Regions from separate parts of the Homo sapiens genome. Here all the other regions are linked to region 1. The links are chromatin loops, found by intact Hi-C in ENCODE. Cell type or tissue: PC-9. All regions are shown on one strand.

The links. A loop is a pair of places that touch in the nucleus more often than their neighbours do. Peaks named below come from ENCODE experiments on the same cell type or tissue, not always from the same donor. Only the 100,000 strongest peaks of a DNase experiment are listed, where the experiment ranks them.
Region 2: it touches region 1 in a loop (12-fold over the local background); 3 of 110 quality-filtered maps call a loop at or near these places.
Region 3: a loop joins it to region 1, with 9 times the contacts of the local background. A loop is called at or near these places in 3 of 110 quality-filtered maps.
Region 4: it touches region 1 in a loop (6-fold over the local background); 2 of 110 quality-filtered maps call a loop at or near these places.
Region 5: it touches region 1 in a loop (4-fold over the local background); 6 of 110 quality-filtered maps call a loop at or near these places.
Region 6: a loop joins it to region 1, with 8 times the contacts of the local background. A loop is called at or near these places in 5 of 110 quality-filtered maps.
Region 7: it touches region 1 in a loop (2.4-fold over the local background); 3 of 110 quality-filtered maps call a loop at or near these places.

Annotation. Positions count from the first base shown.
Region 1 is chr20:58,015,545-58,019,544 of GRCh38, forward strand. No RefSeq gene overlaps it. Among named protein-coding and RNA genes, the nearest start is that of LINC01742, 14 kb to the left of the region's middle. In PC-9, no CTCF peak of the experiment used is centred here; DNase peaks (open chromatin) are centred at 1,817, 2,267 and 3,647; H3K4me3 peaks cover 348 bases; H3K27ac peaks cover 3,877 bases.
Region 2 is chr20:58,130,049-58,134,048 of GRCh38, forward strand. LOC107987284 (a long non-coding RNA gene) reads left to right here. Exons shown (of 3, transcript XR_001754693.2): 2 at 899-983; 3 at 1,714-3,779. It overlaps LOC107985434 (a long non-coding RNA gene), which reads right to left. Exons shown (of 3, transcript XR_001754692.2): 3 at 1-1,369. Among named protein-coding and RNA genes, the nearest start is that of CIMIP1, 19 kb to the right of the region's middle. In PC-9, no CTCF peak of the experiment used is centred here; DNase peaks (open chromatin) are centred at 1,963 and 3,213; H3K4me3 peaks cover 2,300 bases; H3K27ac peaks cover 3,987 bases.
Region 3 is chr20:57,900,241-57,904,240 of GRCh38, forward strand. No RefSeq gene overlaps it. Among named protein-coding and RNA genes, the nearest start is that of LINC01742, 100 kb to the right of the region's middle. RefSeq lists enhancers at 1-314, 315-942. In PC-9, a CTCF peak has its summit at 2,499; DNase peaks (open chromatin) are centred at 211 and 2,421.
Region 4 is chr20:57,808,135-57,812,134 of GRCh38, forward strand. No RefSeq gene overlaps it. Among named protein-coding and RNA genes, the nearest start is that of NKILA, 100 kb to the left of the region's middle. In PC-9, a CTCF peak has its summit at 1,574 (motif pointing right); DNase peaks (open chromatin) are centred at 1,707, 2,887 and 3,507; H3K27ac peaks cover 1,095 bases.
Region 5 is chr20:58,177,637-58,181,636 of GRCh38, forward strand. LOC105372694 (a long non-coding RNA gene) reads right to left here and starts at 2,043. Exons shown (of 3, transcript XR_936926.3): 1 at 1,956-2,043; 2 at 1,712-1,820. RefSeq lists a silencer at 2,146-2,205. In PC-9, CTCF peaks have their summits at 2,092 (motif pointing left) and 2,292; a DNase peak (open chromatin) is centred at 1,795; H3K4me3 peaks cover 1,099 bases.
Region 6 is chr20:57,691,092-57,695,091 of GRCh38, forward strand. The region is part of intron 1 of PMEPA1 (prostate transmembrane protein, androgen induced 1); the gene reads right to left. Among named protein-coding and RNA genes, the nearest start is that of PMEPA1, 17 kb to the right of the region's middle. RefSeq lists an enhancer at 1,716-2,535. In PC-9, CTCF peaks have their summits at 2,459 (motif pointing right) and 2,662; DNase peaks (open chromatin) are centred at 2,200 and 3,630; H3K4me3 peaks cover 2,503 bases; H3K27ac peaks cover 4,000 bases.
Region 7 is chr20:57,616,701-57,620,700 of GRCh38, forward strand. ZBP1 (Z-DNA binding protein 1) reads right to left here and starts at 3,726. Exons shown (of 8, transcript NM_030776.3): 1 at 3,562-3,726. The coding sequence starts at 3,595. RefSeq lists enhancers at 1,279-2,138, 2,316-2,425, 3,506-3,555, 3,686-3,975. In PC-9, no CTCF peak of the experiment used is centred here; a DNase peak (open chromatin) is centred at 1,591.

The DNA.
Region 1 (4,000 bases):
TAAGCCTCTTCAAGCTGGCATTATCTCAGTTTGTATATAAGTTATTATTTATTAAATGTGACCATATGAAGTATGCTGCAATTTTGCAACCGTGCATTGGTATTTCTTTATGGTTTTAATATACCAGGAGGCTCAAAAGATGGAAAGGGTGGTGTAGGGTCTCTTCGTCTCAGAAATCACATTTGTAAAATCCTCTCTGCTCTGCTCTGTTCAATCTGGTGCCTAAACCTGGAAAGTGATTTTTCACCATCTCTACCTTCCTGCCCATCCTTCCCTCCTTTTACAAACATTTATTAGGCCGCTACTCTGCCGCCCCACATCCTCCATGAAAATGTCCCTCATCCAGTCAGACGTGGTAAATATCTCAGTCACTCCTGTCTTCCTTCTCAGCATTCTAGGTTTTACCCTAGAGACCAACCGCTCATTCATTCAAGAAATGTCAACTAGAAATTTATTCTGTACTGGGCACGTGCTAACTGCTAGAGCAAAAATAGAGTTATCTTGTTTTAAACAAACTTTTTGGAGAATACAATAATAATACATATTCACAGATGAGCATTTGGAAAATGTAAAAAAGAATACAAAATCATCTCATAACCTGTAATTCCATTATCAGAGATAATGGCGGCTGATGTTTTGGTGTGTTTCTATTCAGTTATTTTTCCTTGTCCAATAAACAAGGACACAAGAATTTTTTTATAAAAATGATCATAACCATTTAATAATACAATACAAACCTTTCTACATCATCACGTATTTTTCTGTACGATATAATTTTAATAATTGTACAATATTCTATTGTCTGGTTGTGTTATGATATACACCCAATCTCCTTTGTTAAACACTTCGGTAATACTCAATTTCTTATTCTGAATATTCTGAATCATTCTGCAATAAAAATTCTCTGATGAATGTCTGCACATGCCCATGATTAATTACATAGGACAAATTCTTGGAAGAATAGTATTTTCCAGGTCTTTTATGGTTTTTCTTTTTGGCCCAATAGTTGTTTAGGACATAATTTTTTAGTTTGGTTTGTTGTGTTTTATTTATAAATCTTAGATTTTTAGCATACTTCTTACCAAGATTAACATAGTTACAAAACTTTCCTCAAATCATAAATGTCAGCCCAATGAATTTGTATGTAATAAACATGCCCTTATAACCGGTGCATAGATATAGGAATAAAATATCACCATCTCCTCAGAAACCCCATTGGTGTCCCTTCTAGAAATTCTCTATACCCCATCCAAGGATAACCATTATCATGAATTCTAACAGCATAGATTAGTTTTGCCTGTTTTTGAACTTTATGTAAACAGAACCCTAAAATACAAATGCTTTTGTGTCTGGTGCTCTCGATCTACCCTACGCAGGCAAGATTCCCCTACATTGCTGGATGTGGCTATGTGTGTCAACTTTCCTGAGTAGTTGCATTGTGTTCTGGTGGATGAAAAAACCCATAATGTATTTGTCCTTTTACTGTTGATGAAAATCTAGGTAGTATCACCCATCTGGGTGGTCTCATCTTCACCCATCTATAGGATCAAATTTATTAATTAAATTATATAGAGCTTCTCTAGGTATACTTTCATAGTTTTGTCTCTAGATCTTTGAAAATTAAAATGGAAAGAGGTATCTAAAATCTCCCACTGTATCGTATCACAGAGGTGAAGGAGTCGGCCCAAGACCACACTATCCAGAGAGGTCAGGAGGCGTTTGGACTCAGCCACCCGGCCCCGGGCAGCCGAGGTTAACGGAACCCAGCGCCCGAGGCTGTTGTGAGGATGAAACATGATCATGGAATCTGAAAACTCAGCCTGACGTGGAAAACATGATTGCCTGTTAAGCACCGGCTGCTCATTTTCATCTTCTGGGTGAAATGCTCAAAGGGACTGGATGAATACTGAGTGAGTAAGGAATAAATGAATGAATGAACAAATGAATCCGAATGCCCTCCAATGTGCGTATGTGCCTGGGTCTGTTGCAGAAAGCCGCCTTTGTTGTCTAGACAAGAAGAGATGTTTGCTTTGTGAGCCCCTGGTGGGTCTGCGGAGGTGGCAGCCCCTGGGGGCAGCTGGACCTTCCCCTGGGCCCCCCACCAGGGTGACTGATGAGGCTGAAGGGGATTTTGCCAGCAGCTGCGGCTGCCAGCCCAGCCTGCCATGCAGACCTGGTGCTCTGGGCTCTGGAATGAAAGCACAATAGTGGCATTGTCACCACTTCCCTGTTTCTTGATTGTCCCAGTTACTCATCAAGGATGTTGGCGAGCCCAGCCCGGAACACAGCGTCCTTGTCCCTTGATTAAGCAGCAGACACGCTCAGACAGTGGCCCTGCAGGAGGTGGTCGATGAATTCATCTCTTGGCCATTCAGAGAACCCAACAGCCACGGACTTGGGCAGAGATGGGTCAATGGGAGGTCATGCCGGGTGGTCCCCTCCAGAGGCCACCCCCAAAGGGAAATAATGACAGCATCCTCCCCCCAGGAGGTGCCCCAGACAAGGCTGATGAAAGGGGTGGCTCGGTGGCTTCCTGTGGAAAGCCCGCTCTGGGACAGACCCCTGTGTGAGAATGATCCTGCTTGCTGTTATCACTCCTTGATCAAAACCTTCAGTGGCTTCTCACAAGCAGAAGACAGTCAAAACGCCTCTCACAGAGCCCTCCGTGATTTGACCACAGATCTTCCCGCTCACGTTTTTGCTCACCGTGTTCTGCTCACACCTGCCTAATTTCTGGCCCTGGGACGCACCATGGTCTGTCCTTCCTCAAGCCTCTCCTTCCGCCTGGGTGGATCTCTGGGTCCACCCCGGCACCAGCTCTGATGGCCGACTCCTAGCCGGGGCTGCCTGGTTCACTTTCGGACCCTAACACGTGGAGTAGCACCTGCCCAGAGGAGGCACTGGAGAGACATTCACTCAGGCTACTTCCCAGCGCCTAGAGCAAGGCCTGGTACATACTAGGTGCTCAGCAAATATGGAAGGGAGAGGGGAAAACAGAAGGGAGGAAACGGTGGAGAGAAATTATCATGCAGCAACTTCAGAGACAGCAAGGGGAGTGGAACAGAGAAAGGGGTGCCTTCCAACAGGCACCTGGGACCCCCTTTGGGATGGGCCCCCTGTACACGCCCATACCACTCTCCAAGGCTGAAAGCATCTCGTCCTCCACTGCCAAAGCATTCCAGGAACGGGGCTGCACCCAGAGCAGCAGGAGGTACCATCCCCTCTCCTACCCTCACGTCCAGCTCTTCTCCCTGCTCCATGATCCACAGTGAGGGCCTCCCTCGCTTCAAGATAGTCCATGACTAAGGACCTGTGGGACCATCACATTTCTTCATCTCTTCAATACATCTTTTTGAAGGCCTGTGATGCCCCATGGATGGGGCGAGGCTCCGGATCAATGAAGGCAGGAAAGTCACACGTGGCCCCACCTGTGGCAAGCCCCCAGCCAGTGGAGCTGGGAACATACTGGACAGATGAGAGTCAGCCCATGTGTTCAGGAAGCCAATCTGATTTTTGTCATCCACTGGCCCTTTAAACTTGTCCACTGGGAAGGAGCCTTGTCCCTGACCAGATGGGAGCTCAGGCGATGACCATGACTTTGCTGGTCGCTTTCTAGCAGTAGACAGTCCTGTGGTCAGTGTGAGTCACAGACGGCCTCAGTCTAGCAGTGGAAAAAGTCCTGTCCTGAGTAAGAATCAAAACTTGCTCCTTGATTCAGCACAATTTGCTGCACGACGGGTGCCTGCGGTAAGCTGACTGCTTGCAGGGAAGTGGCCTGGACCTCCTCTCTTTGCCCACAGGCTTTCGTCCATCACTCCGACACAGCCTCCTCACTCGGGCTCAGGAGCCAGGCAGGGTCGGGAGGGAGACGAGGTGGACAGCTGCTCCCCCCCAGTCCCGTGTGTGACAGCTCTGAACTGCCTGGGACGCAGCAGAGCCTCCTCCGATGGACTGACGGCTCTGTGGGGATGAGCAGGGCCTCTCCTACCTGGCCGCACCC
Region 2 (4,000 bases), 110 kb after region 1:
ACACAGAGCACCGCTAGGGCAGGGACTAAGATCTTTCTCCTCTCCCTTTGGATTTAACTGACAAATGCGCCTTGGATTTCTAAGCCGATTCCCTGAGGGCTTGTGCCGCATGTATAAATCTGCAGCCAAAATGCCAGTGCCCCCAAACTGTCAGCTTCTTTTTTTTTCCCCTTTAAAGCAAACTAATCTTCCTCTGAGCTCCTGTCTTCAGGAAATCAGACTGCCACCCTTGTCAGGGGTGTCCTGGGATCGGCGGGAGTAAGGAGCCGGGAAAGCTGGCGTCTAAGGTACAATTCAACCAGCTAGCTGTGGATCCTCAGGCAAGTAAGTTCACCTCTCTGAGTCTGAGTGTCCTGGTGTATAAAGTAGGAATGATTGTGCATGTACGCACACACATGCCCGAGATAATGGGTTACAGTGCTTTGTAGTTTGAGGCAGAGGCTCAGTATGAGCTATTGCGCTAATAATTGCAACAGAAAACTGAGGCGTATTTTCACATTTCTGTTTTGGGTTGTGTCTCCTCTGTGTTCCCTTTCCCTCCATACGTCTTCTTCTGAAGGTCAATTCCACAATCAGTTACCAGAAGTGGCAAGACTGCCGGAGCTGTAATCCCAGCTAAGAAGTGGCTGGCCATGGCTCTGAGTGACGGCTTCACAAACCTCACCGCATTCCGTTCTATAGCAGTCTCTGAGCTGCGAGCCAGGGCTCTCACCATCCCCACTAGACAGCTGAGCATACTGAGGGTCAGACGGATGAAAGGACGCGCTCAGCATGCGCCACTGCTAAGCCGCAGATGAAACCCACACTCAGATCCAGGACGCAGGAGGGAGGAGCGGCACAGAAAGAAATAGGAGCTGCCTTCAGGTTCAAAGCACAATTGTTTTGCTTTTGTTTTTAGACCTCGTGCAAAATGAACAAAACTCATCCAGAACGATGTCCACAGGCCCCTGATGGCTCCCCAGGCCTCACTGAAGCAGGGAAGGGTGAGCATCTCGGTCCACTTCCCCTGAGAATCCAAATTCCTGTTTCTTTTCTTTCTTTTTTGTCTTTACTTATTCCAAATATGTTCAAAATGGAACTATGAAATGCCATATTTTATCCAAATAAGTAATTTTTAAAATGCCATCTTAGAAGAGCTTCTAAACATTTCCAAAGGCCTTTCAAACTTTCTCCCTGAAAGGCTTTGTACCAGGCAACCAAATCCTTCCGGACTTGTTGAATGCGGAGAGTGAGAGAGCCAGTGAGTGGTGCTGGTGTTGTCTCTTTGCTTCCTCCTTCCTCCTCCCCCCACCGGCCCCCACCAATCTGTCCGGTGGATGCTGAGTGATCATTTTGCGGATGGCTTGGAACTTGGCTTCTCGAGGGGAAGCTGGTATGAGAAAATGAGAATCTCATTCAGATGGGCTTGCAGTTTTTATTCCCCTAGCGAATTATTTTCTTATTTCCATCCCCCTTGATTCCTTTGCAAAAAACTGCAGCCGTCTTTCCTCCCTTCTTTGCCTTAGTTGAATTAACTTAATTAGGGCACTTGCTTTTGACAACGCTGGGAGATTTTTAGCTACCGAACTGTCCTCAGGAGACCACAGGAAGGCTGACGCACTGTCTGCAATTATCAAGCTAATCACTCAGAACACACTCGTTTGTTTTATGTATTTATATCTTGGGATATAAACCTTCATTTCCATTTTTCTTTCGTTCTGCTGTGTGTGCCAGGCAGAGTGAGGCACTGTGGGCAAGAGAAGAGCCCTGCCCTTATGGAGAGCAGCTGGCCAGACAGACATTAAACACATGATAATACACAGAAACATGTGATTACAGGGAGTGAAGAATGCAACAAAGAAATAATACTTTGAAATATCGCCTTCTCTTTCTGGACTTCTTTGGAATACAGCCAGTCAGAGCATAGCTCTAAGACCAAGAGTAAGCAATGCCTTTTGAAATATTCTGTTTGAAATCAGAGCCCTTCCCCACTGCAGTCAATTGCGGGCACAAATATTCCTTTTGTTCACAGACCACATCCTGTGTTCCCCAGGGCCTCACCCTGAGCTGATCCCAGGATGACCTAGAAGAGGCATGTTTTACTGAAATCGTTTCTAAAACTTACACTAAAGCTACAATATCTGAACGCATGGTAAGGACACACATTTTCAAGTTTCTCTTTGGGTCACAGGTGTGCTGCTTTCTACATCAATTTGTCAGGAAGACAAATCTTTTAGTGTCGGGAAGAAAAGCAGCAAGATGAAAAAGAAAAAAAAAAGAAGATATTTCAAGATCAGATTCTTCATCCTACTTTTCTGACTTGCCAGAAGCTAACGACATCTTTCCTAGCAGTGACTGGCAACCACTCTGAAAACTTCACCAAATTATTACTCCTTTATTTTTTTGAAAAAACAGGCAAGTGTATTTAGTTGTCATTGGTTACAACCAAATTTCTCTAAATATTTCAGTGCATCTCAAAATACTATATTGATAAGTTCAAGTCATAAAAAACTGCATTAGGAGTTTTGGAAAATTTACTGGTAGGATTATGCATGTTTTTCTTCCATTTGAGTTCTCCTCTGAATGCATGTTTATTTAAAGAAAAATTGTGGTATTTGGAAGATTGAAGACTGACTTCTAAACTGTGCTGACTTCAGGAAGACCTACTTTTGGCCAGGCACAGAGGCTCATGCCTGTAATCCCAGCACCTTGGGAGGCTGAGGAGGGAGGATTGCTTGAGCCCAGGAGTTCAAGACAAGCCTAGGTAACACAGCAAGAAAAATGTTGAAATTAGCTGAGTATGGTGGGTCATGCCTGTAGTCGCAGCTACTTGGAAAGCTGAGACAGGAGAATGGCTTGAACCAGAGAGGTGGAGGCTGCAGTGAGCTATGATCATGCCCCTGCACTCCAGACTGGGTAACAGAGTGAGACCCCATCTCCAAAAAAAAAGAAGACCTGCTTTTTTCTCCTTCTATCCAGTCCCATCGAATTAACTGTTCTTGGAAAGGAGGGCACATCCCAAACTGGGGGGTCACAAGGTGATTTGTGAGGTACACGTAGCATCAAAACCACAGATACACACGCTGACAGAGCTATTCCTTTTTAGTCCTTTGCTTGGCCCAGGAGAGTCCCCAGTGGGGACTAGTCAATTTTCAGCACCTCCCCAGTGCTGCCACCACCCTTTTTAATAGAGAGAGTGAGCAGCTACAGCACCAAACTGGAATTTCGTAACATCAGCTTTCATTATTTTTATGACCATTGCCTTCCACATAGGTCAAATGGCACTGGTTTTTCACTTATGGTCATGACTTGAAGCTTCCTTTTTAAAATAACTGTATGTTTTCAAAAGTGTGTAAATGTAAAAGAAAGGATTAAGTAAATAATGGCACGATATGGCAGGTGAGATGCAAATGGCAGGTTTGGGGAAAAGGGCAATCGATAAAAATAAAGGCAGCTTGGCTCTCCCGCTCTCCCAGCGCTGCAGCTCAGAGGAAAACTAAAATTAATTCCTTTTGCAGCATGACGGGGAAAAAAAGCATCCAGAAGGAAATTCATCAAACCATTAAAAGTGATCTCCCCCAGGGAAGGGGCTTGCAGGCAGGGGGAACACATTCACATTTCGCTTTAAACACATCTGGATTATTTGAATTTTTGTATTGCATAGAAGTTAACCCTTTGTCTGACTTCTTGGTTATAAATGTTTTTCTTGGAATGCCTTTTGTTTATTGCCTTTGTGATCTCTTGGGCAGGCAAAACTTCTCAACTTCATAAAATAAAATAAAAAATCCATCTTTTCTTTATAGCTTCTGGGTTTCCAGTCTCCCTGGCCCCTAGATTGTAACTGCAGTATCACACATTTCTTGCAATACTATTATGATTATTGTGTTACTTGTAAGTATTTAATTCCTCTAGAGTTGATTTCTGTATCCATGGACCATTGGTTCCATTTTCATGTTCTCCCATTTGTCAAAGGGTTCATCCATCCTCCTGTCTTGAACATCAGCTCTCTCCGTATATACCT
Region 3 (4,000 bases), 120 kb before region 1:
CCTTCCTCCCACTCGTTTCCCTCTGTGCTCTGCCAAGGGGAGGCCCCAGAGGAAGGTTGAGGGGAGGGAGGGAGGAGACACCCAGGTGTGTCCCCCTCTTTCAGTCGGCAGTGGGTGAGTCTCCTCTGTGGCTCCAGCTCCCCATAGGCAGCCTCAGCTCACAGCTGGGGGCTCAGACAACACAGTTCCTCCCTTTGTCCTGCTAGCCCAGGGGCAGTGGGGACTTCCTGCTGTTGCTCATCTGTGTTGCTCTCACTGCCCTGGGGCTTGGCTTTCCAGCTCTTCTGCCACCTTTATATGGAGATTTTGGCATGCACGTCCATCATTGGACTCCATTTTTCTGTCTGGGTCTTGACTAAGACTTCCCTTCACCCACAGGGCCTCGAGCCCTTCACAGGGTCCCTCAAGTGTTGGGGCAGGGGCTTCAGGTGTTGGTCCTCCTCCTGCCTGGCATCCTCTGCCCCGCCTTGGCAACGTCAGTAGCTGCAGAACATCTGCGTCTACTCCTCTGCCCATCCTGGGTCTGTGCTGAGGGCCCTGGGGTGCAGCAAGCTGCTAAGCCTGCAGCCAAACCTGGGTCCCTCTCTACTCTCTTTTGTGCTATTCTGTGTTTTCTAAATGGTTTGACAAATAGTGTCATTGTTTTTACGCAAGAAACACCAATAGAATCTTTAATTCAAAAAAAAAATCAGGGCTTTCCTCTAACACAATGTAACTTCTTTCTTTTTTTTTTTTTTTTTTTGAGACAGGGTCATGCTCTGTCACAAAAAAAAATCTCGACTCTTTTTTTGATGGAGCTGGAGCGCAATCTTGTCTCACTGCAGCCTCAACCTCCTGGGTCCAGCGATCCTCCTACCTCAGCCTCCCGAGTAGCTGGGACTACAGCCATGTGTCACCATGCCCGGCTAATTTTCTTTTCCTTTTTTTGTAGAGATGGGGACTCACTTTGTTGCCCTGGCTGATCTCAAACTCCTGGCTTCAAGTGATCCTCCTGCCTCAGCCTCCCAAAGTGCTGGGATTATAGGTGTGATCTACCGTGTCCAGCCCTGATAGAACTTTCTGTGCTCATGACACTGTTCTTTCTGTATATATTGTCCAGGACAGCAGCCACCAGGCGCAGGTGGCTATGGAATACTTGAAACATCTATGATGGAGGAACTGAATTTTAAATTTTATTTCATTTCAATGCATTTAAATTTAAATAGCCACAAGTACTGGTTACCACAGCTTTAGACTTTGGTAAGATTCCTGGAGCCCTTGTAGTGGGACTAACAAAGACTGTCTCTATGTCCTAGGATTTCTCTCCAGCAATTTCACACCCGTATGAAAGTGTCTTGTACACATCCCCCTACCCCCAAATCATCATTCAACAGGTTATCATTGTGTCCAGCCTTGTGTGAGGGGCATAAGGTGAGTCGGAGGGAAGCAGAAATGGAGGGCACAGAATAAATGTCTGGAGGTCTCAGGGTGGCAGACCAAGGGTCCCTGGGCTGGCGTGCTGGGCTGTGATGCATTGGTGACTTCAGGGCAGACCGGCTTTGTGGAGAGTAGGGAACTCACACCCACTCCATCACTCCCTCTTGTCTTCCTCCCCTAGCTCATAATACAGCAGATTTAATTCAAGGTCTTTTACAAATCCTTGAATGACACAGTCAGGAAAATATACAGAAGTCAACATGAAGTTTTAATTTTCCACACAAATAAATCTGCCTGTACAGCCCACACTGGAGCAGGTTTAGAGCCAGGCCCTCAGACAGGTGCAGAGATGCTAGGAGATGCTTTGCTGGAAGAGGAACCTTTGCTTTCCTCTGCTGACATCTCCAAATCCCAGTCCCAGGCAGTGCCAGTGCATAGGGACCTCAGCATGGGCATCCACTTCCTGGAGAGCACAGTGAAGGGAAAACTTCCTAAATGCCCAGGCCTCTCCTCCCTCCCGTATTTATGACAAGCTAACCATCTGACAATTCCTTATAGAGCTGGGTCCCTGAGTCCTAAATTCTGACCAAGGTGTGAGTTTGGCAGAAGGCTGTGGAGAGATTGGCTGGAGTCTCAGTGACAGGCTGGAAGCCAGCAAGGTGCTTAAGGGTCCTCACATTTCATTCTCCAAACCTCCTGCTCCTCCAACAGAGACATTTTGCCCTCTTAAAAGAAAAGAAAGTTGATGTGCAGAGAAGTAAAGAAACTTGCCCAAGGTGTCACCACAAATGAGCAGAGGGGCTGGGGTTCTAGAGGATTCTGGAAGATTCTAGAAGATTCTGGAAGAGGATTCTGGAATATGGGTTGGTTCTATTCACTATACTCAGCACACATCCTCCCAGGAGACAAATACCAGCACCACAGGAGTGGCTAAAAGAGAGGATTAAGGGCACAGAAAGGAGAGAAGGTAGGGTAGAGTGGGGGAAGAGCTCTAAGTGATTCATTGCATGGTTTACCTAACCACAGATTAACCACAAGCAACCATTTCAGCCCCAGCAGTAATGCTGGTCAGTTTCTGAATTGCACGCCTGTACTATGTAGGGCTTTTCTCCCACTGGTTCTTTTAAATTTGCAGCTTCCCAATGATGAAGTTGTTACCATCCCTGTCTACAGGTAAAGAAACAGGCTGAGAGGTCAAATGATTTGCCCAAGGTCATGTGGCTGGGGAGGGGAAGAACGGGGCCTTGATCCCAGGGGTCCAAAGCTGATGGTTTTCACTAGCACACAACTGCCTTTCCTAGGTGGCCAGAGCAGAAGGAAATCAAGCCGGACCAGAGTAGCCCCTTCTTGCTCCACAGAACCACAGCCTTGCCAGGTCCCAAGGCATTTGGCCTGTCCTGACAGTGATGGGATCTCCCAAAATACAGCCCCCTCAGAGACCATCAGAACTCAGTCCAAATGGGGCCTGGAAGGATTCTCCTGATGTTAAAATACCTCGTTCACCCCACAGCCTCCGTCGTTGCTCTGGGACCTCGTTGCTGACCCTGGATGACAGACCACTGCCTAGGATGAAATTCCCCTCTGGATGGATGGCTTCTGGTTTGGTGATGGAATGGATTCCAGGGCCTCTGAGGAAGGCAGGAAGCCTTGGGACTTGGCAATCTCCACAGGAGATGGGGTGTGTGCTAGGTGAGGCCCCCATCACCAGGAGCAAGGCCTGGTCCACCCTGAGACCCAGCGCCCACTTACTGTCCATGCCTTCACCTTGCTAAGTTAGTGTGTGGTCCACTTGCTAAGAGAAACAACAGGTATTAAGGGTTTAAGAAAAAATGAAACCCAAAACAAGCTCTGAAGTTCTGTAGACCTTGGCCAACTCTCAGCACAGCCACTTACTTGCTAGCTAATCTTGAGCACGTCCCTTAACTTCTCTAACCTTTTTCCTCCATTCGTAAAACTGGGAAAATTTGCATCTTTTTCGTGCATTCGTTTTGAGAAATAGATGGATATGTGTGTGCCTGTCAGCTCGACGCTGGGTGCAGAGTGAGTGCGCTAAGCACGGTGGCTTCCTTGACTGTAGAGATGCATCCTAGCTCCTGCCTGGTCTGTCCCAGGTGGACAGAGGTGATGGCATCTGGAGGGGTCCCACCTCCAATGTCTTAATCCAGGGCCTTTCTGTGGCATAGTGCTGAGCCAGCGTACTGAAAGGCCACAGAGAGGTGCAGCAGGTGGCGAGTTGAGCCCCCACCTCCCCAACCCCAGTGATTTTCCCTGAAAAGACACCCCATGCTTTGTTTTGTTGTCTGGCTTATGTAAACTTGCCTCTTGTTTTATAGTTGCTTCCCCAGCTTTAAACTAAAGGCTGTTATTGACAGCCTATAGTTGCTTCCCCAACGGCCAATCCCTCCAGCTCCCCTCCTGCTTCCAGGCAAACAACCCCAGTCATAAGGGCCTGCGATGTTCCCAGTCCCAGGGAATGAGTCCTGATTGGTCTAAGACAGCTAAGACAATTCTTTTCTACTTTATCAAATACAGATGACCCCTGAACAGCACCAGTTTGAACTGGGGGGTCCACTTATATGTGGAG
Region 4 (4,000 bases), 210 kb before region 1:
GGGGCTGAGAGGAGGTGAGGGTTTGCTTTTCTCAGCTGTGCTCTGGTTGCTTTGCGGCTCTAGCTGCATCCTTTCCCTCTCTCAGCCTCAATGTCCCCACTAGTAAAGTTCCAGGAGGACCAGCGGTGCCTTCTGACATTTGAGTGGCCCTGGCAGTGGGGTCAGTTTCTGGAATAGGAACAGCCATTGGCCATCTTCCCACTGGCCCTAGCGCAGCTACACTGAGTGTCTGGAGTGGGCCTTGTAAACATGGGGTCAACCCTAGGATGGGCCTCAGGCTGGAACCAGGGATGCGGACAGGTGGACCGGCGTCTGTCCTGGTCCCCCCAGACCCACTGCTATGGGCTCACACCTGGCAACAACCTTTCCAGGACCGCCTTCATGCTTTGTTATGTCGCTCACCAGCCTTTTCAGACTCCTCCTCTAACAAGGCAATGACAAAATATCTGTTCTCAGGAATGGAGGCCCATTATGGGAGACATTAGCTTGTTTGAATTTGGAAATGAGGTTGCAGGGGTGACATGCGAATGCAGTCTCTGTCTGCAGTGGGGCCTGGCTGGGCTCCTGTCTCATGCTGGGACATGGAATGCAAAGTTGACATTTGCTCTGTGGATGTTTCAGTCCCCTTGGCTGATGTCTGGAGAGCACAGGGCTGTGAGTTTCCTGGAGCACCCAGCTTGCCTGAGGCCAGGAAAAGAGACTTTTCTGGGGTCTGAGGAAGTGACAAAAAGGACTGTTCCGTGTCCTAAGCACCTCATTTCTAATCCTTGGAATTACTCCAATCGGGGAGAAAATGTCCTCTTGCAAAATGCTGCTGGCTGCCCCCACCCCCAACCTGAGTGACTGCCACCAGGGTGGGGTTGACTGCTGGGTGAATTCAGTATAAGTCAGGGACCAATGCTTGCAGGCTGAGAAACCTGATGGTGCCAGCTTGCTTAGCTTGGCCCATGTCACGCCTTAACCAAGCTCATACATCCAACCAGAAGGCCGCTGGATTTGTTTAATCTATCCTGGGGATGAGTGACCAGTCCATTTCTATTCATAGGCAGAAGGTGGCTTTTGGAGTGCAGAATCACAGGGCGAGTTTGTCAGCTGATGTGAATGCTCCAAGCACTGGCTCAAGAAAATACTAACAGCACTCCCATGCAATATATACCAGCCATTAAGTCTGAAAGGTTTACATGTTTTATCTTGTTTAATCATTTCAACCACAGGACCTTTGCATGTGACAAGGTCAAGCCCTCCTACCACAGTCCCTTATGTTTGTAGCACTTATCACAACCGTACTTTTGCCCTGGACTGTGAGGGTGAAGTCTCATTAACGCTGTTCGCTGCTGTATCTCCCAGGCCTGGCACAGGGCCCTGCGCATAGTAGATGCTTGATAAAGATGTATTGAATGAGTGGATAAAGACCCTGATGAGGGAGGCTCTATTATGATCTGATCTTTTTACAGATGAGGGAACCAAGACTCAGAGAGCTGGAGTCACAGGCTCCAGTGGCGCAACTGCTAAGTGGCAGAACCCAGATCTGTCCCCGGTGGGAGGAGCCTCTGCACATCTCTGCATGGGTGTCTGTGCTTTGATTTCAGGATGGAGCACCAGAGGGCAATCTCACGGCCCGCATTTGTCTCACTACGTCCCTTACCCACTGACAGTTGTAGCTGCCAGCAGCCCCGTCTCACCGATGACGAGATGGGAGCACTGGGAGGTTGCACAATCCACCCTGGGGCACAAGGTGAAGAGGGAACTGCACTCAGCCTTCTCTGGCTCCAAAGATGACAGGTTCCCTACTTGGCGCTGTCTCCCTGCCCGCCCCTCCCGTCCCCACTGTGCCTTTCATGGAGCATCTACCATGTGTGGGAAGTGCATGCCAGCCCTCACTGAACTGTCACCACCATGGCATGAGCTTTGCATCGTATCCCAGAAGGGCCTGCCCTGGCTTAGCTCTTGTAGAACAGCTCTTGTCACACGCAGGACAGTCTCCGGGCCCCTCAGCTGTCAGGCTGTATGGAATCCAGAGCCTTCTCTCAGGTTCCGAGGAATTTCTTCCCATCCTCTGTCCCATCTTCTAATGAAAAGCTTCTTTAAGTTGCACAGAGGCACTTTGTCCTGAGACAGGCTTATTGAGACATCATATTCTTTTCTTTGTCAAGCCTGATGGGCTTATTTCACACACAAAATGAAATCTCAAAGTTGTCATTGTAGAAAGTCTGAAGAGTGGGTGGGGAACGGAATGACTTTCTCAAAGATGTCAGGAAGGTGCTTAGCCTGAGGTAGAAGGTGGTGTCTTGTAGTGGGGAGGTGTGGGCCAACCAGCCACAGCCAGACAGCTGTCACAAACTGCGCCACCTTAAGCAAGTGGCTTAACATTTCTGTGCCTCAGTTTCCTTACCTGCGAAATGGAATAATAACAGTATCTGCCTCGTAGGATTGTTATGACATAGACTAAATAAGTGAAGGCACATACAGTGCGTAAATGCAAAAGCAGCTGTGCGTGTCAGGCACTGTCCTGCGCTCCCTACCATCACTGCCGGCAGCAGCAGCAGCTGAGCCGTAATGGGCACGAGCAGCATGGCCATCGCATGATGCATCGGTTGGGAGCATTCGGCTGCTGGTAATAAACACCAGGAGTAGCTGTGGATTAATCTCGGCATGGATTCTCCTGGACCGCAGGTAGGCTGTCCATAGCTGTGGTGGCAGCTCCGTGCTGTCGGCAAGGTCCTAGGTGTTTCTGCTTGTTGGCTCATCCATCTGAGCATGGGGCTTCCATCCTCCAGACTGCATCGTGCTCTAATATGACTGCTGGAATTCCATCCGACACCTCTGCATTCCACGCAGGAGGAGGGAGGGCTGGGGCTGCACCAGCTGCCTCTGACTCACCGGTCCTGTGTACGCCGGGAGTGTCCCACCTCAAGCCCTGGCAGAACGCTGACCCTTGGCCCCTGCAGGGTGAGCTGGTAGGAGGGACAGGAGAAGCCGTCAATGATGACAGGGAGTTGGTGGATTAAGTGCCTCAGCTTCCTTGCCTCTGGGGTGGGATAACTCTGAGAGGCTCGTTCTACACATTTCTCCTAAGATGGCCACAGGATTGGCCTCCAGTTGCTCCGGTTGCCATAGCCTACTCATTGCTATGCTCTTCGCTGGTTTCTCCCTTTGCTCACCTCCCTCTACCTTGGAAAAATTCCATTTGCACTTGAATTCTTGACTTACAGTCAGCTTCTGGAAGAACCCAGTGAAAGACAGGGGGCAAGGCAAAAAGAGGCACCCGCAGCTGTCTGTCCACCGCTTAAGGAGCCCCTCCCCCCAGCAGTTCCAAACAGCGTGTTCCTCTCACTGTGCCCTAGCTGCAGGGCGGCTGGGAAACGCAGTCAGCTGGGGATTCTCTCACTCAGGAACAAGGAGCCCGCTAAGGGAAGGCAGCCAGCATTCTCTGCCACTGCTAAAGAAGGAATAATTACGAAAAGTTTCTATGTTCATGTCAGGCCAGATCTGACAAGGAAGTGCTAACTCCCTCGGCCCCTTGAAGCTTCCTGAGAAACCTGTTCCTTCATTTCAGTCAACAGACATTTAGTGAGCCCCTACTGAGTACTTGGCCCTGGGGTGCCATCAAGAATGAGCCATGGCTCTTGATCTCATGGTGCTTATGAGGAACAGGAAGGAGGGGAGGCAGCCGAGGCTGGAGGCAGAGGAAGGGGCTAATGATGGGAGATGAAGCAGGGCTCCACAGTCCCCAGACCTCCCAGGCCATGTGGACCACAGAGGAGTTTGAGCCTCATTGTAGGAGCAAAGAGAGAGTGTGCTGGAGATTTATTTTATTTTATTTTATTTTATTTTATTTTATTTTATTTTATTTTATTTTATTTTATTTTATTTATTGTTTTTGAGGTGGAGTTTCATTCTTGTTGCCCAGGCTGGAGTGCAGTGGCCTGATCTCGGCTCACTTCAACCTCTGCCTCCCAGGTTCAAGCGATTCTCCTGCCTCAGCCTCCTGAGTAGCTGG
Region 5 (4,000 bases), 160 kb after region 1:
GATTCTCAAGCCTCTGTCCTCACCCCGGGGAGGACCACCAGGGTAGTGGGCCCAAACCCTCCCCTGCTGCCTGGGGTCAGACACAACGGGCTTGCCTTGAAGCAGAGGGGCCAAGGGTCCTTCCCTACACCTGGAGAAACCAAAGCCCCATGACCAAGTGTTGGCCCCATACCCTGGGAAAGAAAACCCTCTGTGAAAGTACAGCAATCCCAGCTCCCTCCCTAGTCTGGGCCCTAATCCACCCCAGATACTTCCTCAGTTTGCAACAAAAATCGCTAAGCAGCTCTCACAGGTCTCATCTCCTTCACCAAAGCAGTCCGCCGAGCCTCAGCCACCACTACCATGTGGCGCCACGCACAGGGTGCAGGCTGAGAGGTGTGGCTTCTCCACGGATCAACTCGAATCAGCCTCTCAGTCATCGGCTGCATCTTCATCCCAGAAACCGCCCTTGACCAAGCATCCTGCCAGGAGCTCCCTTTAGCTACATTTTCCCAACTAACGTGTCCAAGTGTGCTTTTATCTGAAAGCCTTACTTTTTTATGGTTTTCTTTTCAAATTATGAAAATTAATGCATATTTACCTACTGTAGAAAATGAGTGAGACATAAAACACACAAAGAGGAAAGTAGGGTTCCCCTGCCAGACTTGGCCGGGACTGAGAAAGTGAACTGCCCTCTGTGGGAGTGACTCTTGAAAGCCTTGGGATGTGCTCCTGGCTTCCCCAAACATGCCCACATTCCATAATATCTAGTTTCCATCTTAAGCCACTGTCCTGGGAGGAATCCAGGCCCCCATCACTTATTCACTCCCTCATTCCAGACCTGGGTTCGAATCCTAGCAGCCCCGTGACCACCTCCCCGGCTTCCTCATCACAATATGGGGCTGTTGCAAGGATTTGATGAAGTTCACCCCACAAAGCCCTTTCCACAACGTCTGCCTACAGTAAGTGCTCAAGAAACAGCACCAATGAATGTTAACATCACCACCATCACAGTGGTATCAAGGGTCTCTGCTTAACAGAGGCATGGTCTGAAGTGAGGATTTGAGGGCAGGTAGTTTATAGGGGAGGTGGTCCCAGGAAGTCCAAGGAGTAGGCAGGTGAGACTGAGGAGGCTAATCAAGGTGTCATCAAGGCCAGCTGCCACATGGGCCCCAGAGGAGAGGTGCTGGACACCCTCAGGGTTATCTCACCTGTGGGGCAAGGGAGCTGGGGTATTTATCCTCCGTTCCCACCATCACTGGCTGGGGGCTGCTCTTGGGGGAACTTAGCTTCCTGGGATGTGGGTCCAGACTGGAATGGTGAGTACAGGGAACTGGGCAGAACCAGTGCAGGTGCTGTTCAGTGCTGGATCTGTGCTTGGAGGTGGGGACACAGACAATTCAGGTTCTAGGCTCTCCAGGGACTCCCCCTGGAGACTGGAAGGTGGACCTAGGAGTGGAGACTCATATTGCTGCAGCCATTCACAAAATGCTTCCTCTTCTCTCCGTATTTCTCCCTCACTCTTCATTGCCACAAACAGGACAGGGGCCCCAGGGGCAGGGTCATGCACTCCGCCCTGGCTCCTGGTCACGCTCCCACCTCGGCAACCCCCCGGAGTTCAGTGGAGACCCTGCATCCTGGGTCCACACCAGCCTTGTTCACAAGACAAGGTGACAGAGGCCATGCGTTCAGATGTGGAGCAGGGAGACTTGAGTATGACTCGACCTTTTACCTGATGGTCCCGGGACTTCGGGAGGAGATCTGCCCTGCTGAGCCTCTGCTTCTACATCTGCAAAGTGAGACTTACAGGCTTGGCCGCCTCTTTAGGCTGCGTGAAGAATCTGGAGATACAGGGAACATTCAACACACACTGAGTGCCTGGGTCTGCTCATGGTTTCCCAATTCAGATCCAAGAAAAGCACGCTGCTGCCCCGCAAGACCAGAACACAGAGCCCCTCCCTCCCCAGGAGCCGGACCTGAGCAGCAGGGGGTTAAAGAGCAGTACCCGGGCTGTCCCCGGGTCAGGGTCGTTTGCACGAAGGCAGAGCCGCGGAAGAGGGAAGGAAATGCCCCGGGTCCCAGGCGGGGCCTCGAGCGTGCCCACGCCGCCCCCTGCTGGCCACGCCTGGAGTTGCAGGAACCGGGCGCCGGGCGGGACCTCAGCTGCGGGCTCCGCGCTGCTCCCGCGCCGCGTGGGTGAAGCGCCCTCCCCGGCCACGCACTGGGGTCTCACAGGGGCCAGGCTGAAAAACAATGCACGCCTTAAAGGCGGGAGGCTGGCCTGGCGCAGGCTGAGGAACACTGATGAACGACCTCCTGCAAAGGATTGTCCCCAGAGGACAGGGCTAGGGGGAAGCAGGACGGCGCAGCGTCTACACCCCCGCGCGTGGGTGGCCCCCGGAACTGCCCACACCCCTGGCTCCCGGGTCAGCCGGTCACTGCCAGATGCACCACCCCCACCGCCACAGCCAGGAGAGGGGATGACATGGGGTGGGAAATTCAAGGGAGAGCCCAAAAAATCGTTCTTCAAAATAAATCGTATTTTGAAAATTCAAAATCAATGCAAGCATATCCAAGAACAAAATATCAAAACTGTAAATGAAGTCAGGATCAGTAGTACTGATTTGTCCTTTTGCCTAGGGCTGCAATACGGCTAGGCCCAGCGCTGTTATTTATCTGTCATTATTTAAAGCTTTGATATTAAGCCAGTCGAGGTGGCCCACACTTGTAGTCCCAGCACTTTGGGAGGCTGAGCGGGGAGGATCACTTGAGGCCAGGAGTGGGAGACCAGCCTGGGCAACATGGTGAGACCCCATCTCTACAAAAAATACAAAAATTAGCCAGGTGTGGTGGCCCACGGTTGTGGTCCCAGCTACTCAGAAGGCTAAGCAGGAGGATCACCTGAGTCCAGAGAGGTAAGGCTGCAGTGAGCTGTGATCACACCGCCACTGCCCTCCAGTCTGAGTAACACAGTGTCTCAAAAAAAAAAAAAAAAAAGAAAAAAGAAAAAAAAAGCTTTAATATTTTGTATATCATGAATTTTTTTGCATTGATTTTGATTTTTTCAAAGTCACACTAAAATATCCTCTATCTTGATTACAGGGTTTTGGGAGTTGTGCTTTTTTAGCATTTCCTTAAATTTTGCACCCAAGGCGATGGCATCACCTGCCTCACCCTAGCCGTGGTCCCTCCCTCCTGCTTCTTTCTGTGGTCTCTCCCCAGGGGCTCTGGATCTCTTAACTCCTCAGGCCTCCCCACCAGGCAAGGTTCACCACCCCTCCTTCCAGCAGCCTCTAGAAGGTGGAACGGGCAAGGAAACGGATTCTACGCTAGAGCCTCCCGAGGAGAACACAGCTGGCCGGCACCTGGATTTTAGCCCAGGAGACTGTGACGGATGCTGACCTCCAGAGCTGTGGGGTAGCACAATTGTGTTGCCTTACACTCTGAAATTTGTGACAGCAGCCACAGTGCCCTCCAGGATGCTTTTTTTTTTTTTTTTTTTTTTTTTTTTTTTTTTTTTTCTGAAATGGAGTCTCGCTCTGTTGCCTAGGCTGGAGTGCAGTGGCGTGATCTCAGCTCACTACAACCTCCGCCTACAGGGTTCAAGTGATTCTCCGGCCTCAGCCTCCCAAGTAGCTGGGATTACGGGCACCCACTACCACGCCCGGCTAATTTTTGTATTTTTAGTAGAGACGGGTTTCACCATGTTGGCCAGGCTGGTCTCGAACTCCTGAGCTCAGGTGATCCACCAGCCTCAGCCTCCCAACGTGCTGGGATTATAGGCATGAGCCACTGTGTCCGGCACCAGCATGCTTTAAGGAGTCGTGGGACCCCTGGAGATGACACAGGAGAGAGAGAGCGGGTCAGGGGAGAAGGTTGGCCTCACTCACACACCACTGACCCTGGATCAGTCTCCTTGGGCTGCCATAACAAACGATCAGAGACTAGGGGGCTTAAAACAGCACAGATTGACTCTCATAGTCTGGAGGCAGAAGTCAAAAGTCAAGGTGTCAGCCGGGCC
Region 6 (4,000 bases), 320 kb before region 1:
TTTCCAGTCTGCCACACTAGGAGCTGGCCTGTCTTTTTCACGGTTGTGTGTGTCCAAAACACTAGGCCCACCACACAGTAGGTGCTCAATGAATGTGTCAGATGAGTTCATGAATGGCGTGAAATATTGAGTAAAATTACCCATTAGCGAGGTTCCTAATTGTGCAAAATGGCAAATGCCACCCAGCCTTCTGGTGTCCCCTCCCATTAACATGGCATGAGGGGAGCCTCCTTCTCCCCAACTCTTCCGAAGGTCCCTCCAGCAGAGGGGCTGCGCTAGGGGTTCTTGTGCAGGCTCTGAAAGAGGAGGAACAGACCGAGGACCAGTCAAGGCCCCAGACTGACTGAGAGTTGAATCACAGTCTCTGGGCTGGTCTAGGAGGGCGAAGGTGTCCAGGCTATAGCAGCCCCAGGGACAGGCACCACTGGCACCGCTCCTCTCCCCTGAGCTGATGCCAGCTCCTACTCCCCAAAACTCCTTTCCTGCTTCCTCAGGGATGGGGTAGGGAGAACGTTTTCCCCCGAAGAAAATCATTACTCTGCTGTTGAGGGTTACACAGGTTGCAGCAGAGGTGGGAATAGGACAGGGGAGGCAGGACCCTCACCCTCACTCTCACCCCTCTCAGAGGAAGAAGCTGCGAGCTAAGGCTGGGTGCACCATCTCCCGGTCCAGACTGTCCATTTCATGCTCACAGAGGAGCTCAGACCCACCTCACTGGTGCCCGCAGCCCTCGTTCCAAAGCCACCCCCGCTGTGTGGTCTTGAACAACTACCTCCATCTGCAGAGAGGGGAAACAGAACCCTGGGTGTGCCTGGGACGGGCTGCTTCCTGAAACCTCCCCCTGGGCAGAACTCCTACTCACACTGCAGGCCTCATTCTCACATCTCCTTCCCCGACGAGCCTCCCAACTTTTCACATCCCATCACCCTCTTCTCCCTTTTCACGGGTAGGTCCCGGGGCTTACGGAGCCACCACTCCTCCAATACTGGCTACGTCTTACAAACAGAACAGGCTTTGTTTCTCGAGCATTTACAAAGCACCCAGGACTGAGCTGAGCCCTTGCCACAAACTGTCTCATTTAATTCTTACGATGCCCCCTGTGTAGTGGGTGCCTATTACAATCCCCATTTTACAGATGAAGAAACAGAGGCTCATAGAGGAGACGCAACCCCGAGGACACTCTTACGTGGTGACCACTCACTCCCTATGGATGGGGTGTGGCCTCCCCTGGACTTGGGCAGCTGCAAGCACCAAGGCACAGCCCACCAGGTGTGGGAAGAGTCATGGGGGCAGGTGAGCAATGGTCTGTCAGGGCTGGTGGCAGGAACTCACAGGGCGGCCCAGACAGGGGAGCGAAGCTCCCACCTCATGACCAGGATGCCCAGTACTCCTGAGCCCGGTCCCCCTGAAGCCCCTCCCTGCCAGGCCACTGCTCCTTCCAAGGGCCCAGGTCTGTACCTGGCCTGCAGCTGGCGGGTCACGAGCACGGCCACTTTTGGCCCCAGGAGGATTCAATTCCTCGAGGGCTGAGGCTGCCAGATGCAGAGGAGGCCAAGTGGCTGTCCCACCCCATGCCAGCCGGGTGCCACTGGCAGGGCGGCTTGTGGAAGCCATGGTCACCTGGAGCCTGAGGAACCTCCGTCCACCTCCTCTTGCCTGGATACTCTTCATTGTGGAAAGAAAAGGCAGAGATCCAGGCCAGGCTAAGTGGGAGGGTTCTGTTCTACAGGACAGCACTCAGCAATGTCTCAGGGAGCAGGGGGCTGCCTAAGTGCTGCTGGTAATAGGACTATTTTCCATCTTTCACAACTCATGATAATCAACTGTTTATCTCAATCCCTGCTGTGGGTCAAGGTGTCCCAGGCAGTGGTCAAACCGAAACCTAATCAGAATTAACCTGGCAGAATCAGGGCATAAGGAAACGTGGCAAAACTCAGCCAAGTCCCGAAGTGGCAAAACCACGATGTTCACGCTTATGTTGTGAGCAGGCCGGGAGTGGCCGCCTCGCTCTGCGTTCCTGCCCAGCAGCCAGGAGCTGTGTCTGAAGCCCGCCTACCCCACGCCTCCCAGGGCCAGGATCTCACATTCCAGCCGACCTGCAGTACCTCTGCGGGCTGCCATAAAAATTCCTAGACAGGTAGTCAGGTAGGAGGCAGGCCCACAGGATGAGCAGAGAGACCAGGCCCAGAGTGCCAAGTGCCCTCCCTGCCCCACACAAGTCAGAGCCAGTGGGCTCAGGAGCTGCCTCCTCGACCTTTCCCCCTAGTTCTTGTAGGATGAGACTCAAGCCCAGGATCCGAGACCTGCATCCAGGAAGGTCTGCCAAACCACAAGCCAGACAGGCGGCAGAACTTCCCCAACACCTCCCCGCCCCGGGACTTTTCCTAGCAGTAAAAGTCGAAGGTGGGGGCCAGCAGACGGTGGCGGCCAGCAGGTGGCAGGTGTAACTGCAAGGCCTGGGGCTGGGACACACCTGAGCCCTTTTCTTCACTTGCTTCCAATTGTCTTTCTCCCCAGAGCTAAAAAGGTACATGAGGAGGCTAAATAATAAGTCACAGACCTATTCTGCAGAATATCCACCCATTTCAGACATCACAGAACAATTAAATTAAGGAGATTTTTTTTTTCCATTACAAAAAGGGAACATCGAGATCTTGGTTAAAATACACAGAGATCAGGATGCCACACAGCTGCGACCTGGGGCAGGATACAGACACTCTGAGTCTCAGCAGGCTCTTCTGCAAGCCTTGTGAGGAGGTGTTGGGTGGTGACGGGGCACCAAGGAAGTACTCAGTGAAGTGCTGGCTTCTCCATCATCAGCAGCAGGCTGAGATTCAGGCTGGAGCCTCATCACCAGCTGGGAGCATCTCTGAGCTTTCTCTGCCGGTGAGGATGGGAGGTCCTTCTCTGTCCACACCTCTCCACCTCCCAGCCCTGCAGCAGGGCCACAGCCTGGACCACAGAACTCCATCTCCCACTTTCCTGGGGGCAACATGACCCTGTGACCTTGATCTCATTAGAATCGAGTTGCCCCTGACCTTCAAATAGCTGGGTGACCTCAAAAGGCCAAAGAGCAAAGTGCTTCCATCCTACAGGAGGAGCTGCAGATCTGTAACTGCTGATTAAAGGCCCACGAGGGACTTGGGACACAGCTCCCAAATGACACTCTCAGCCTTCCCGATTTTTGCCATACTCAAGTACCCCATTAAAGGCATTAAAATTCTTCAGTATTTTTCTTTTCAACTGAAATAAAATATTCAATTGGTTTACTTATTACTTAACCCGATCTTAAGCAATAATACTCACGAAATCGACAATGTGCTTGTTATATTTTTCCTAACATACATTCACATGAGTACGGAACTATTAAATTTTAAATGACCATCCACGTGCCATCTCCAGTTTTCTCATGTGCTACCGTTTGCTTCGGGTTTATAGATTTCTTGGAACTGACATGGGAGGGTGGCTAGGACACAGATGGGTGCAGTGGGCTGGACATCCAGTGGGGCCAATTACGAGTCATGCACCCTTGGGCAATTGACTTCTGCCCTCTGAGCCTCAGTCTATTTATCTGTAAAACAGGTCTAGTAGCTCTTGGAGGGTTGCATGTAGCGCCATGTAAGACAAGTCTAGTAGCTCTTGCAGGGCTGCATGTGGTGCTGTGCCTGGCACATGGTAGGCATTCAGGAAATAAGGGGAGGGGGGTCCATGCTGCCCTCACAACAGGAGGAAGTCAGGACTGCTTCCCAGCACTTCTATCTCTAGATGAAAAATAGGCCTGAGAGCCACAAAGCCGGTAAGTGAGGCTGCCATGACTGTGACCTGGTATCCCGGTGCCACAGCCACACTGCTCTTTTCTTCTTCTTCTTCAGAGCATGCTAGAGTCAAGGGGAGAGGGACCACTGCCTGTCAGCCCATCTCACTCCAATGAGGCCCTTCAAACACCCACCTCAGCAGCCATGCCCCAAGCCCAGGACACGAAGCTCCACACTGAGGTCCA
Region 7 (4,000 bases), 400 kb before region 1:
CCAGGGGAGGTGCCACCTCGCCTGTGCCCTCCCCGGGTGTGGGTTCCAGAGGGCAGTGGGGTTCCTCAGCTCTCAGGTGTCCTCAGGGCAGAGGGGAGTAGAGGGCAGAAGGACGGAGCCAGAGGGAGGCAGGGGGACCTGGGAGCGCAAAGGCAAGTCCTGCCTGGGACGCCTGCCTGGGTTTACCTGATGCCCATCGCCATCCTCCCCGGGAGTGCCCTCCTCTCAGCTCACCATCCATCCATGGCGCCACTATCCATCCAAGCCAGAGACCGACCAGACATCAGAAACAGACCTTTCCCCCAGTGCCCAGTCGTGGAGCCCTGGAAATGCCATTCCTGGATTCTCTGGAATCCCCCCACTCCTCTCTTTTCTGCCAGCACCACCCCCTTCCTCTTCACCATCTCCTAGGTACAGTGATAGGCTCCCCGTTGGCCCGCCAGCTCCAGTCAGGTACCCTCCAGATCTGGCTCTGCCAACCACCCAGCTTGGCCTGCACCTGCCCCCAACTTCCCTCCAAGTGCTGGCCTGTCTGTGCTCCCTTCAGCCCCACTCTCCCCAGCCCCTTTGTGCACACTGTTCCTGCTGCCAGGAGCACCCTTCCCTCACGCCCCAACCTGTATGATGTCTACTCAACCTCCAGGCCTCCTCAGATGCCACTTCCTAGGGAAAGCCTGTCTCTGTGTCCCAGAGTGGCTGGGACGCTGCTTGTGTGTGGGTCCCCTGCAGAACTTCCCCTAGTGTCCCCTGCTGTGCTTGCATGGCTCACTGTTGTACCTTCAGCATCTAGCACAGTGCTGGGCACACAGTAGGTGCTCAGGAAATGGCAGTTGAATGTATGAGTGACTGAGTGAATGAATGAATGAATGAATGGGGCCAGGAGTGGTGGCTCACACTTGTAATCCTAGCACATCAGAAGGCTGAGATGGGAGGACCCCTAGAGGCCAGGAGTTCTAGACCAGCCTGGGCAACATAGTGAGACCCCCATCTCTACAAAAAAAGAGAAAAATCAGGTAGGTACGATGGCATATGCCTGTAGTCCCAGCTGCTTAAGAGGCTAAAAGTGGGAGGATCGCTTGAATCTAGGAGGTAGCAGTTGCAGTGAGCTATGAATGCACCACTGCACTCCAGCCTGGACAAGACCCCATCTCTGGAAAAAAAAAAAAAAAGGACTGAATGAGTGAGTGTCTGTCTCTAGGGACAGACGTTTACCCAATAGACCCTGGGCAGGGCCCGGGTAGCTTCTCCTTGGCCAGTTGGCAATGTGCTGCTGTTTCCTGGCCTGAGTTTAATGAGGACTAAGCAGGACCCCAAGAGGTTCAAGGAGGAATTCTCCAAATGGCCCCTGCTCCTCCTGAGGCAGCTCTTAAAAATCAAAACCATTAGCTCACACAATGATTAAAAGATCAAAGCCAGCTGCTCTGCCCAGAGATGAGGCTGGGGCAGACGCAGGTTACGGGCAGCACCTGGCAGCCAGCAGCCTGGGAGAGCCACTGTGGGCGGGGGCCCCACCTGTCACCAGGAAGCTTCTGCTTCAAGGAACCTGAGGGCAGTGCATGGGAGAGCCCTTCTTGGAAAGACCTGAGTTCCCCTTCCAGGACAGTGACTCAGTCCTTTGTCATCTGGGCTTTCTTTCCTGTTCAGAGGATTCTCCAGGTTTGCCCAGGGTTCCTTGGTCACAGCACTTGTAGGGGAGGGAAGAATCAGTTTGTGCCTCACCCTGATGGTTACAACGCTGACCGGCTTGCCGTGTGCAGGTGAAGACCAATTAGAAGACCTGGGAATTCCCACTCCTGCGCCCACCAAACTCCCCCACCGGCAGCCAGCAGCACCTCCATGCACCTGACTTCACACCTGGCTTCACCTTGTCTCGCAGAGTTTTTTGTTTTTTGGTTTTGAGATGGAATTTCGTTCTTGTTGCCTGGTCTGCGGCTGCAGTGGTGTGATCTCGGCTCACTGCAACCTCCACCTCCTGGGTTCAAGCAATTCTCTTGCCTCAGTCTCTCAAGTAGCTGAGATTACAGGCACGCACCACTACACCCGGCTGATTTTTGTATTTTTAGTAGAGACAGGGTTTCCCTTTTTGGCCAGGCTGGTGTCAAACTCCTGACCTTGGGTGATCCCCGCAACTCAGCCTCCCAAAGTGCTGGGATTGCAGGCGTGAGCCACTGCGCCTGGCCGCAGTTTTGATTCTGGAAGGCTGACCTTAGGGAGCCACTGCCTCGGCTCCACACACCCCAGAGGAGATGGGGGTCAGAGGTGTGGATGCAGGACAAGCACTGGCCCTGGGCTGGCCTCGACTGCTGAGTCCCAGGCTACTGTGTCTGAAAATGGGAAATTGTAAAATGGAGCAGGTGTAGGCAACAATTTGGTCACAAAAGGAAAATCAACTGGGGAGGAAGACAAGAAAAGCCAGCGAGGGCTGAGTCCGGAACCTGCGTCAGCACCCGTGAGTCCCCGAAGAGGAAGCTCCACAGGACCTCCGCGGTCAGCCCGGCTCCTGGGCCACACCCTGACATTAGCCCTCCCGGGGCACACTCTGTGTTGGTTTTTTAAAATTCTGATGGCTGATTTCCTGGGTTTGAGCTCCTAGCCCTGCCAACTACTAGCTGTGTGACCTCCCCTCCGGCTTCAGGTTCCTCTTCTGTGAAATGGAGACAGTAATAACTACTTCAAAGATTGTGGTGAGGATTAAAAACAAAACAAACACATCCCCCAAACCGCAAAACCACACTTCACCTACAGTCCACAGCGCTTAGTGGAGACCCTAGAGAACAGCAATTACTCGATACACTATTGGCTTTCATTGCAACTCTTCCAGGAATAAAATGAATGAAATGTTAGTTGAGGAAAGGATGCAACAAGGGGGAACAAAGGCACACATGTATCTCATCAAAGCAAACCGCTTTGTTCTCGATATGACTGTGACATGGGTGTTCAGACGCTAACACCAGCGTTCGCCAGCTGTGTTACCCTGAGAGTGTCATTTCACCTCTCAGGGCCTCAGTTATCTATAAAATGGGAATGACATGGCACTTGTCCCTGCAGGCCATCAGGAAATGCTTGGAAAGCATGTTTCGAGGTGCCTGGGGCACAGTCAGCTGTCAAAGGGGGATGGCTATGCTGTCCCTTTCTATTTTTTTTTTTTTTTTCTGAGATGGAATCTCACTCTGTCACCCAGTCTGGAGTGCAATGGCGACATCTCAGCTCACTACAACTTCCACCTCCCGGGTTCAAGCGATTCTCCAGCCTCAGCATCCCGAGTAGCTGGGATCACAGGCATGCGCCACCATGCCCGGTTAATTTTTGTAATTTTAGTAGAGATGGGGTTTCGCCATGTTGGCCAGGCTAGTGTCAAACTCCTGAGCTTAAACAGTCCACCTACCTCGCCTCCCAAAGTGCTGGGATTACAGGCGTGAGCCACCACGCCCAGCTGGTCTACTATTCTTTAGGATACTGCTATTGTCATCATGATCTGGACCAAGCGAAACAGGAGGAAAGAGAAGTAGAAATCTCACCCCGGGAGCTACCGCTGGTCCTTGGAAGGAAGAAGTACTGTACCTTCTCTGCCCGGGTCAGCAGGAGCCTGGGCCATGCTGACAGCAGCTGCAAGGAGTCGGAGAGACTTGGCAGGTGTGCAGGCTTCTGCACTGTGGCCCTGAGAGGGTGGGCTAGGTCGAGGCTGGGGCTTCTGAAGTGGCCGAGCCTGGTGCTTCTTGCAGCTCTGAACCCACAAGGGGAGGGATGCCAGCTTCCACTGGGCAGGTGTCAGCTGCTTACAGCCCGGAAATAGATGCCTAGCCAGGCCGGCCAGATTCGGTTTCAGGAGAAAAAGAAAATGAAACTTCTCTGTTCGTCTTTTGAAAGAAAAAAAAAGTGGAAGCCAGGTGGATGAGCAAGACAGAGTTGGGGACCTGACTTGATGTTGACAGGGAGGAGCTGTAAACTTGGCAAGACCAGAGCGTCCTCCGAAGAGGCCTTTGAGACAGAGGACTTCCCT